2 separate regions of the Homo sapiens genome follow, and region 2 is linked to region 1. A link is a contact called in ENCODE Hi-C data. All regions are on one chromosome and are shown on one strand. The core of a region is the stretch at or near the end of the contact, and the rest is flanking DNA. Distances in the headings are between cores, read along the strand shown. Region 1 overlaps SLC22A23 (solute carrier family 22 member 23). Region 2 overlaps PXDC1 (PX domain containing 1).

Region 1 (6,227 bases), core at 169-2,668:
GGCTGGTAACCAAAAAGGGAAATTCTAAATTTTTTTATGATAAGCTTTTAGATATCTTTTTGATATTTAGAATGAAGTAAACACAGTAGATGTAGTCCAATTTTGGAAATCATTTAAGACCTGAGCCTAATTGAGCAGGTAGAAAGCCAGGAAGAACACACCTACTTTGTATTTGCAGTCCTTTCCTCATGCTAATTGATAAGGCGATTAATCCTTACACTATTGCTGAGCCACAACCCCATTTAAAAATAAAAATTAGGAAAGCTGTCTGGATAATTATTAGCAAAGACTTTACAGAGGCTGGGATAAGTCCTCCAGCTGGTTGTTTGCACTGGGAGTTTTACAGTGTACTTGACCTTTGCTTAAGGTAAGGGAGTTTGTTTGGCAAAAACAATGATACATATTTCCATGGCATTGGAATCCTGCTGGATTTCTGAGACTCTGGGAATGCAGATGTGGGCACTGGAGTAAATGTGAGCATTTCATTACAGTGCCTGCCTTGTTTTGGGTTTTTTTTTTTTTTTTTTTTTTTTTTTTGGCTCTGTTTTGGTTTTCTCTTCCAGGCTGTATTGCTAGGTTTACTGCTTTAAAATTGTCTTTATGGTCCAGGCTGCTGCAGCCTTTAGAACAAACCACGACAGTTGGGATCTAGAAGCCTGCGCCTCTCCTAGAGACACCACCTGCATCACAGTGTCGGTGACCTGACCTTTGAAGGGGCCATTTCCCATCTTGGAAATGGGGATACTACTTGATATTCTTATTTATAGGATTTGGTGAGGGCATATGAGGTAACACATCCACAGATGCTCTGAAGGGCTTGAGCGGGATCCTGCACCTTATTACAGGTGGTTGTTGGTATCTTGGGCAGGTTTCAAGACCTGGAGGTTCAAGCCAGCCCATCTCACTGCTGAGCCAATAAGGAGGAAGACAACAGGGTTACAACAAAGCTTCAGGCTTAGGAAGAAATGTTTCACGTGGATGGTGTCCTGGCCAGCGGGTTTGGTTCTAAAATAAACACTACTGTCTCTGGGGCTGAAGATTTGCCCAGGACAATGAAGCAGCCAGCGGGAGGGTAGTGCAGAGCCGGTAAGTTTAGGGTCAGCTTTATTTTCACAGGCAAATGAGGAAGTGAGAGGCTGCTAAAATCACTCCTCTGAGGCTTCCCCTGCCCCTTGGATGAGGTCGCTGCCATCTCTGAGATGGGGGTGTGGCCTGTTACCCTTGTAGGCACCGAGGGTGGATCTAAGACACTGTTTTACCATCCAATCCTGTCAGCGGTTCCATGGCCCACCGGTTTCCTTTTGAATGTTTCCAGGAGCCAGAAGTCCAGATCCCAAGGGCTGGCACGCAGAAGGAGGGCCCTCCCGAGAGAGCACGCGTGCTTCGATTTCTTTCGTGATTATGAGATGTTTCTGATGTCACGTGTATCTGCTACCCGGACTCGGAAACAAGCCTCATTAATAAGTCCCACCCTCCCGCCTCCACCCACCCCCGCCTCCTCCCGCCTCCTCCCCCTCCCGCGCCCCCCGCCTCCTCCCCCTCCCCTGTCCACAAGTCTCCCCACCCCGTTTGCTGTTTTTCATCCTCATGAGTTTCGTTAGGTTTTCCCACATCTAGAACACTGCGTTGTACAGTTTTGCCTTTAAAAAAAAACTTCCTACAAATGCTGTCGTACTGTGTTTGTTTTTCTGAACTTCCTTCTTTTTTTAATACCTCAGCGTTATATCCAGTGGCTCCTCCGTGTCGATGCGGAGACAGGGAATGAGTGAGAGCGACGCCGGCTTTGAGAGCTGGGGTTTGTGCAGGGCTGAGTGAGACCTTGGGCTCCCGTGGCCCAGAACTTAAGAAATAGCAAATGAGAATAGTAGATGAGCCAGAAATTGAGAGTAAATTTGGGAAGGCACAGAAAGGACTGACCAGGCATCAAGTGGCCTAGCTCTGGAGCCTGGGAGTGGGGCTGATACAGGGAGCGGGGCGGGAGGGCCCAGACCTAGCCCAGACTCATGAGAACGGTAACCTTGTTATGACCTTGGCCTTCACACAATAACTTCCCTCTGCCCAGCAACGTCCTGTTCTCTTATACACATGGTAAGAGGGAAAATATCTATCTATAAATACATTTATATTTCTAAGAGATCATCATGGAGATTTTTTTTCTCGACCCAGGGAGGGTTGCTTTGTTGCATAGAACAGGGTGTGACGAACCCACGAGCAGCATGCTTGTCTTCCTCCCGTCTTTTAAGTTCAAAGGCTTCTCACTGTACCTAATAAGTCGATGTCTTTACTGATATTATTTCTGATTTCCAGTTTGAAGATGAGAAAACTGGTGGTTATCAAGGCCTCTCTATTCATCCCATTTTATTTGAAGAGCTACTGGATAGTATTTGGAGGGAGACTTTTTTTTTTTTAGCTGGGGAGGGTGGCGGCCACAAAGACAGGGAGCTGTTTCCAAGCAGATAGAGGGTAGGAGCCCAAAGATAAGGATTTGAATACTGCCATGTGGAGAGGCGCTGGTTTTTTTTGTTTGTGTTTTTATAAACTCGGTAGTAGGAATATCTTTTATTGTTTTTCCTGTTGCCTGTTTAAAGGAAAGAGTGTAGCACAAATTGTCCAAATGCCTTGTGCTTTTAGGGGCAGAGTTAGATACTGTCACCCTCTGGCCCTCAGGTCCTGCTTTGTCTGTTCTGCGTGTTGTCTACCCATGAACTAATGAGGCTGCCTGCTTAATTGACCTGGAAAGACAAGTGTCAGTTGAAGAAGATGATGTTGAATTATGAGATTCAGAAACCCATTACATGGCTACTTGGCCCAGCATAGTACCTTCCCCATTTGTTAGACATTCACTATTTGATTAATTAGTAAGAAATTAGAGATGGTGTGGATCATTGAAATCTAGAGCAACCCCTCCAACACCTTGACTTCCCCCTAACACTCTTACTGGGACATCAACTAAAAACAGACTGTGTTTCAGTTCATCCATTGCTTTACCCACTAATAAATGGTTCACCCATCCTTTCTTGAGTGCCTGCTGGATGCTGGGTCTCTTGAGGATGGAAAGACATTGCCTTGCCTTTGAGGCACAGAGTCTCTGCTATATCGATGGATCTGACCACAGTACAGTGGTCACTACAATCGAGGAACTTATTAAATGCAGCAGGGACATGGAAAGAGAATCTGAATCTTCTTGAGATTTTCTTTTGTTTACCCAACCCACCTCATGTAAAGATGTAAAGGTACACAAGTCAAGAGAAGGAAAAGTCTGTGAGTGCCTTTAGTCACTTGCTCCTCCGTAAATGTGCACTTCCTGTTGAATTTACCTTTGAAGGGTCCTGAAAGGAGTGTCTTTGCCCATCCAATGCCCTGACTGCCTCTCCGTTGGGAGTGCACCATGCTATGTGTTTGTGTGAGCCTGTGTGTGTGTTTTGCTTAGAAGTTGCATGTGGCTCTTGTCTTGGCCATGCCAACTCTAAGGAGAAAACACATGTGATCACCATCGAAATTTCCACAATCCAATCAGGCCTGCCAAGGAGGTTTATGGGTCCAGATAAGTGGCTTAGCTACCTGTCACATCAAAGGATTCAGTCAACCGACCCAAGGACCAGCATTTTTCCTTGTGCCTTCTTAGAGAAAGTAAAGCAGCCCACGCATAGGAGACCTGGAAAAGTTGGTAGTCTGGGATCTGTAAGGAGCCTCTGCATGAGGCTTCCTCGATGCTGTCATGCTCTGGGCCAGAACTGGGGTCCTGGGAAACACTGGTGGTAGAAGGGAGAGTCTGCCTCTACTAAGAAGGTGGGGGAATGGTGTGGCTTCCTGAGGAGGGAGCTCTTGGGAACAGCAGCCCTGGAAGCCAGAAATCACGTGAGTACATTTGGGTGGCAGTGCACAGGGCAGAAGAGCCACATCACAGCTTCGGTAATGGGACGAGGCGAGCACAGCCCTTTACCTGGAAAGGCAGTGGTTGACTGATCTAGTGATTTGGGAGCAAAAATTCCAGTAGCCCTAGTCTTGTGATTTGCAGCTGAACTGTTTTCCTAATAGTCTTATACATGTGATTTTGTAAAGCATAATGAACACCTCAATCAAGCAGGTGACATCGTGAATCCCAGCATGAGGGTCACGGCATTTCCCATTGAGTGGGATTCAGGCCTGAAGCCAAACCGCTCAAGCCAGATGTTGAGACACAGGAAGTTATTTTAACTAAAATGCTGTAGAAGAGGGCAAGATTGGCAGCTGGGAGAATCAGGCAGCACCTCTTCATTGGGGAGCTGGCTGTGGTATAGGAAATCTAACACAGACGGAGTTTCCCTTTTTTTGTTCAAATGCTGGAAAACCAGGTTTTGGTTTAAGCAGCCAGGTAAAGGCCCACAGTTATGTGCCTTTTATGGCCCTTTGCCATCTTGCCTTCAAAATCTCCAAGAATAACAGATTATTCCTGTGAGCAGGGAAGTAATAATACTTACATGTAATTTTAGATTAGGCGGAGCACTCACAGGTGAGACTTTGCATCTCTTGACACGGTCTGGTCGTTGCTGAAGAACAGGGTAAAAAGTCTTACTTAAAATTTCAGGCAAAAAATGAATATAATCACTGTAGTATTTTCATACATATTTTGACCCTGTTCCTCAGCAACAAAGTCCTGTTGGGACAAGCTGACCACTGGGGGTTCTGGTAGCAAGGTGCAGGTCACGGGGGCGACTGATCTTCTCCCGGGTGTTTGCAGGGCACGCGGCTTGTCCATGCGTATCCAGGGAGCGTCTCTAAACTGCTGTTGGCTCTGGGTTTGCACTATGTGCTTTTCCTTCACTCAGATTAATTAAAGAATTGTCATTTCTCTGCTTTTTGAACACCTGTAAGCGACACCATTTATCCTCAGACCTCCAGGAAGCTTGGCAGTTTTCATATGCTGTGAGAGTATGATTTAAGGACTCAAGTGAGTCCATTTTCCATGATTCAGGTGAGTCCCAGTAGCAGGTTTCTCATTTTCAGATGGAAAAACAAGAATGGCAGAGATCAGAGCCTTTTCTCCCTTTTGTTATGGCCGGGGCTTGGTGTGTGCTCACCTGCTCTCTTTCTCTCTGTCTGTGTATTTGTGTGTCTGCAAGTATGCCTATGTGTGTATGTGGCCGTGTATGTGAATGGGTCAATATGTGTCTGTGTGTGTCTGTGCATGCATGCCGGTGAGCTTCTGTGGCTGTGTCTGTGTGTGAGTGTGTCTGTGCATGTCTGTATGTGCTTGTGTTTGTGGCTGTGTGTGTGTGTGTCTGTGCATGTCTGTGTGTGCATGCTTGTAAGTGTCTATGGCTGTGTGTGTGTGTGTGTGTGCATGTCTGTGTGTGTATGTTTGTGAGTGTCTGTGTGTCTGTACATGTCCGTGTACGTGGTTTTCACTGTCAGAGCAGCAGGACAAGAGGCACTCTCACATCTCCTTCCACAACCTGCCCTGTTCCTCCCTTCCTTATCTGTGGTCCTGGTGGGCCTGGTTTTGCCATGGCCTCTGCCACCTCTCAGCACTCCAGCAGCCCTGCCTGGGGAGGGGAGGCCATGGAGTGCTTTCGCCTTGACGCCCATTTCAGAAACGGAGCAGCCTTACCAGTCGGGTGGTGGACAGTCATCCACCCAGAGCATCCCTCCCTGCTCTCCTGTTTGGTGTGGCCTAGATGGGAACTCCATCTGCCTCGAGGTGGTCCCCATGACTGCAGCAGCTCAGGCCTTGGCCCTGCTGCCCATCCTCCTGCTCACCTGGGGGTCATGTACATTTGATGAGAATGCATTAGAAACCTGGGTTTCCTGGCTCAGTCCTGAATGAAGTAGCAAGTCTCCTCGGGGACAGTTTTGATACCAAATAGCAGAAATATGGCTCCATAGGGCCCACCCTGTGGTACAGTGTGGCTGGGGGAGGAGATGGGTTACAGAATCTTTGAAGTGGCCAGTGACGTGTTCTTAGGCGAAAGCCAGGAAAGGTCGAGGGGAGAGAGGTTTCCAGAGCAGTGGGAGGGGTGGGCGGGAAGCCACAGAGAGGGCTGTTGACTGAGCCTGGATGACTGCTCATTAGTCCTGACCGTCCAGTACTTGTGGGCTGAACGTTCCCCGCTGCCTGGCACGCTCAGGGCAACCCCCAGGATTTGTGTTCATTGCCCAGCTCAGCCACCCCCACCCCATAAAATCTCAAGACTTGTCTTTCTGCCAGCACTAGCTGATAACATCAGATTATTTTTCCCCAACCCTTT
Region 2 (5,445 bases), core at 752-3,251, 380 kb before region 1:
CTATGTGCCTTTAGACAAGAGCAGTGAGTACAGGAGCCCCTTTTTAGCTGGCACTGGGTCTCCAGAACCTTTATGGGAGAGTGAGGATGACTGGGTCCTTTTTCCTGGCTGGGTGTCTATGGATCCTCATCTCAGAGGGCTCACAGAGGGCTCTGGAGTCCTAATTGTCTATTGCTCTGGGTTTTGCATTTTGTAGTGCAGAGCATGGGGAAGCCTGGTTCTTTAGTCTGAGTGGGGAGAGTCCTAGCACCAGTGTCTCTGTTTTGGTTTGTTTTGCTCTGTTTGGGCAACCCAGAGATCAAGGAGCAGCAGAGTCCTCTTAGTGCCTTGCCTTATGGGAGGTGCTGGCCCCCGAGTGAGAGGGATAGATTAGAGGCCTGGAGCCACCTCTGATGGAGAAGCTCCTGAGGCACAGTGCCCGGCACATGCTTCAGCCTGCCCTGGCCTCCCGTCTCTATCAGCGATGTGTATGAACACATGGCCCACGTGGACCCTAAGGGGCGAGCATAGTGAGACGAAATTTAACAGGGAGAAACGTAGAGTCTCATGTTGCCATTGAAAGTATGTTTTCTTTGCCTTTTTGCAAGGGCTGAGGACAGGTTTCAGCCACGGCTGTCTGTGGCCTTCCGTGTGTGATGGGGGTGCAGTGTCCAGGTCTAGGAAGGCAGGGGTCCTGGCCTCCTTATGCAAGTCAAGACTGTCCCCGGGATGCAGCAAGATGAATTATTACATCCAGAGAAGAGTGTCTGGTGGGCAGGGGTCAGAAGAATGGGAGGAAATGTGGAAGAGCAGCTAGGAGGAAGGGGATGCCACCTTCAGATGTTGGCGGGCTGCCATGGGAAGGGGTCAGGTGGGGGCTGGCACTAGGCCTGTGGGTAGAAGTAACTGTGGGCGACTTTGGCTCAGCACAGAACACGTTCTAACATCTGGGGCTGCGTAACCATGGAGTCTGCACCAGCCAGTGGCTAACAGTCTCAGTGCAAAGTCTGGGGGCCCGGAGGTGTTGCTGCAGGAGGCGGCAGGCGGTATGGCCTCTTGCAGCCTTGCAGAGCCGAGGGTCTCAAGTGCTCTGAGTGTTTCCTCCTCTTCCTCTTCTCTGCCGGTCACCGAGTCTGGTTTTCTTTCTCTGAACCCCCCAGACCTTCCGATCTCTGTTCCCGGTCTAGCTCGCCCCTCACTGTGTCTAAGGGAGCTTCTTAATCTAGAGCAGTTGTGCCTGCCGGTGGCGAGGCGGTACACCCACGCACACCATGGCAGATACCTCCCTTCAGGAGTGTTTTTTAATGAAATTACTATTGACAATAAATAGCCCCAACATCCCTTTGAGAAAATGGCTCACACATAGGCACACCATGTTCTCAGTCTTGGTCCCATATTTGGCATGTTTCTGGATCTGTGGCTCCCCAGGCTGAGGCGCGGGGTCCAGAGAGTCCTGGCATCACCTGAGACTGTCCACACGGCTTTCTCTCATGCGTCCCCCTTTCTCCAGGATATGAACCCGAGGACTGAGCCAGTCATCCCAAAGCTCTGACCTCTGAGGCTTATTAACTGTCTTAAAAGCTCACTCTCACCATCAAGCCCAAGTTCTTGGTCATTCTGGGCATTCAGAGCCTAGCCCACGCTAGCCTTTTGATGTTGTCACCTCCACTCCAGAGCCTCAGCCTCCTGCAGGGGACTGGCCAGCCGTTGCATGGACTGTGGCCCTGCAGGGTCCTTCGTGCAAACCTGCCTGTCCACTGCTGTCCTGGTTAATTCCATTCATTCCCGGCCGAGAGCCCACATCCACCCTCCTCCTCCATTTCTTATGCCACTGACATACGTGTAGGGAGGTGGTGCCATGGGGAACAGGCACTGACTGTCTCTGCTCTCATGATGTAGGCTGGGGATGGGGACCTGCAGGTGCTGAGTACCTTGGCTTTTCTAGGATCGTTTAGTTGTCAGGAGCTCCACTAGATGGCGCCCGGCGCTAGCAGGCGCGGCGACTGTTTCCACATCCTGGGGCCACGGTGAGGACAGTCAGGATGGACTGCATCCCTTGGCAGTGCTTCCAACCAGTACAGCCTTAATCATTCTTTGTCCCAATGCTTATCAAATGTAAGAAAGCAAGAATTTAGAGCGTTCTGCCTCATGGCTGCAGCTGTGCAATGTAAAAGGAAATGCAAACCTCAGCTTCGATCTGGCAACTTGGACTCATCAATCTCAGCCACAAAATCTGACCATTCAGGTTTAAGAGGCCTGGAAATGAATCACAATTTTATTTTTCATTAATCTGGCTTCTGGCCAATCTCAACCTTAGTTTCACTATGTAGGGGTAGCCCAGCTAGCCAGTTAATACAAGGGCACTGCTTTGGGTTTTGTTCCGTTGCTGGAGTACATGGGAAATACAGTGGGAGAGAGGAGGTGAAAGGGAGGAAGGCTAGAGTATGAATGCTTTCACGGCTGAGACCGCGTGTCTGCTGAGAAAAGGAATAGAGTTATTGAAGTGAGGGGTTGTGACGTTTGTGGGGCTATGAAAACATAGCTGCATCTAAAAAACAGAAAAATTGCCATCAGGCAAACAGACACATTGGTAATTGTTGCAAAAAAGATCCATTGATTGATAGATGCAAAGATTTGTGAGTGAAACTGAGGAGAAACAGGATTTGCATAGCTGCAAGGCATCCTCCTTCAATTAACTACAAAGGGAAAGGTGGTAACTTCGCTGTGGAAACAGCTGGCAGAAGCCTCCTCACCAGGCACTCCACAGCAGCCTCAGCAGCAGCAGGACCTGTCAGCCTCAGCCCCACCCCCATATGCCACTCCAGGTCTCATGCAGCGTCACTGTGTAGGGTTCCTGCCAAAAATGCATCACCTCAATCGAATCACTCTGAAACTGCCAACAAACCCAAATCGAGGGACATTTGCTAAAATAGCTCAGTCCTCTCTAAGAGTGCTACGGTCATGAGGGACAAGGAACGATGGAGGAACTGTCAGAGGTCGCAGAAGACCAAGACAGAGCAACTCATTGCAGCAAGAGATCCTGGATTGGGGCCCCCACGGAAAAGAGGAACGTTGGTGGAAAGACTGTTGAAATTCAAGTGAAGGAGGTCTTTCATTTAGTTAACAGAATTGTGCCAATGTCAGTTTCCATGGAAGAGCAGGGCTGCTTTCATTTGGAAAAATATGAGTGTAAAAAAATAGCTTGAAAGTCAACTATTTCATGGAATCAGTCATGTATGTGATTAAAATGGCTACATTGGTCAAAGATTCTTGCTATAGATACTAAGCTGACTTCTAAGACATTCACACTGTATGTTTGAAGAGAGGCTCAGATGCTATAATTTTTCTTGAATGACAGCATTTTCTTCCGTTCTTTTTTATTTACATCATAACAGATCTGAGGACATTACTAACAATGATCATAATAGCTGTGAGGAAATGCGGACCTCAGCCTTGATACGGCTGTTTGGACTCATCAATTTCAGCCACAAAATCTGATTATTTAGGTTTAGGGGGCCTGGAAATAGAACACTGTTTTTCATTAATCTGGCTTCTGTATAATGTCAACCTTATTTTTACTAAATAGGGGTAGCCCAGTTAGGCAATTAATAAAAGGGCACTGAATGATCATGATAGATCACTCAGGACTCTTTATTGAGCCCTCAGTATTTGCTAGATTCTTTACATACATCATCTCAAGTTAGTCTGCACAATGGCCTTTGGAATGGATACCTTTATTTCCATTGTACAGATGAAGAAACTGAGCAAGAAGTAACCTGCTCTCCAGGCATAAGTAGCAGAGCCTTCCCCAGCTGCAGTCTGCATGCTTTCCTACCTGCTCGTGCCTCCTGAGGAGCCAGCATTCCACACTGAGACACGCCATGCTTGCTAGTGCTCTGGCCGAAGGCACATGGCAAGTTATCAGTGGATTTTGTTACAAGTCAGGCTCCCTGGTCCCGTAGCAATGAATCTCAATGCAGCCTTTTGCCTGAAGGTACAAGTTCATGGTCTATACCATCGTCTTGTGAAAACTGACCTGGGAGGTCAACTCCCATGTAAATATCTGCTGTCCGTGGTTGAAACGGGGCACAGGCTACAGGCTTAGCAAGAAGATCTCCTTAAACCAGTGGTCCCTACAATTAGAGGCTTGCTACAGCTAAATGTTTTTTCTTCTTTTTTTTTTTTTAAACTGTGGACGTGTTCTAATTTCTACAGCTTTTCTTAGGACTTGTTTGTTAAAGTGACCAAGTAAATAAAAATGTAAACTGTTAGAGAATCTGTGCTCCATTTTCACCTGGCACAGGCGTATAAAAGCTGTGCACACTTCCCTAGGTTTTAAGACAATTTGCTTTTCAATAAACCATCCCTTTCTGAACCCGTGTTGGGAATAAATGTTCCAGAGGTTGCTGCACACCTGCCAGCTGTGTAGCCTGCTGGCTTGCCCCTAGGTTTTTCGAGGTTCTGGGGCTGACAGCAGAGGTGGGATCCAGGAGGGAACCGGAGCTTCTCAGGGACCATCTTTAGTGAAATGTGAGAGTCTAAGCGAAGTCCCTCTCTGGGCCGGGCCTGAGACAGCAAGGTCCATGCAGGAGGCACCAGACATACCTTAGTGTCCTTCAGGGCCCAGCCAGCCTTGCAAATAATTAAACCACATGTATGTGCATGAGGCTCCTTGTCACAGGCAATTAAGGAAGGATTGCTTACAAATCTATTTTTTGGGGGACTGGTAATGACTCCGTTTTATAGAGCTCCAAATTTCACATTTAAGAAAGATTAGGCATGTAAAGTAACTCTTCAGAATTTTATTCAGAAGTGATTTGCAGCAGTGACATTTGTTTTAACTTGTAGGCCACCACCCAACCAAGTTCCCTTTGCAAAAGGGGTGGGAGAAAGGGGGATGGGGCTGTCAGCTGGCTGTATGGAGGTTGCTCTGAGGTTTTATGTGCTTCCCAAGAAAGACAGATTTGGGTCAGAGTTAATAAAAACAATAAAGGCAGTGGTTCTGTGCTGCCACCCATTTTAGATAGAGAGGCGAGGGAATCTTAGTTTATCTTGTTAGGATATGGCAGTTTTCACAGTCCGCCTGTTCAGCGAGGCTTTGGTAAGCATCTTCTTTCGCCCCTTTTACACCTGGAAGTGTGGCTGACCCCAGACTTTGGGCACTGATTCCTCTTTGCTTCGCAGAGCTCCTTCTCAGGACCTGCAGCCCTACCAGGTGGTACAGGGAGGAGGGCAGGGAAGAGCTGAGGACTGATGTCCCCAGGAAACACCAGTGGCCCTTCTCCAGAAAGGCAGGTGGAATTTTAGCAATGACCTGATGAATCTGACTGATGAATCGACATTTTGATCCTATGGGGGGCGAGGAGGAAATCTGTTTCTCTTTCCTCATTTTTGTGTAATTTCCCTAATTCTCTTCGTATGGAAAGCAGTTCAAAGAACTGAGAACCAAATATGTAGAAAGATTAA

The links. Hi-C counts contacts between places; a loop is a spot of excess contacts on that map. Pooled maps may share reads with other maps.
Region 2: a map of sigmoid colon shows a loop between it and region 1 (4-fold over the local background). The contact joins two enhancer-like sites. A Hi-C loop is called at or near these places in 3 of 168 maps with a recorded cell type or tissue (B cell, sigmoid colon and tibial artery) and 12 of 50 pooled maps.

The regions. Positions count from the first base shown.
Region 1 is chr6:3,351,367-3,357,593 of GRCh38, reverse strand. All of the region lies in intron 3 of SLC22A23 (solute carrier family 22 member 23), which reads left to right. Among named protein-coding and RNA genes, the nearest start is that of PSMG4, 96 kb to the right of the region's middle. RefSeq lists enhancers at 561-1,451, 5,571-6,227. Within about 2 kb of position 1,418, at least 35 of the 41 ENCODE cell types and tissues checked have a DNase peak (open chromatin) inside an H3K27ac peak, as active enhancers do.
Region 2 is chr6:3,729,236-3,734,680 of GRCh38, reverse strand. The region is part of intron 3 of PXDC1 (PX domain containing 1); the gene reads left to right. Among named protein-coding and RNA genes, the nearest start is that of PXDC1, 20 kb to the left of the region's middle. RefSeq lists a silencer at 2,032-2,326. Within about 2 kb of position 2,001, at least 3 of the 41 ENCODE cell types and tissues checked have a DNase peak (open chromatin) inside an H3K27ac peak, as active enhancers do.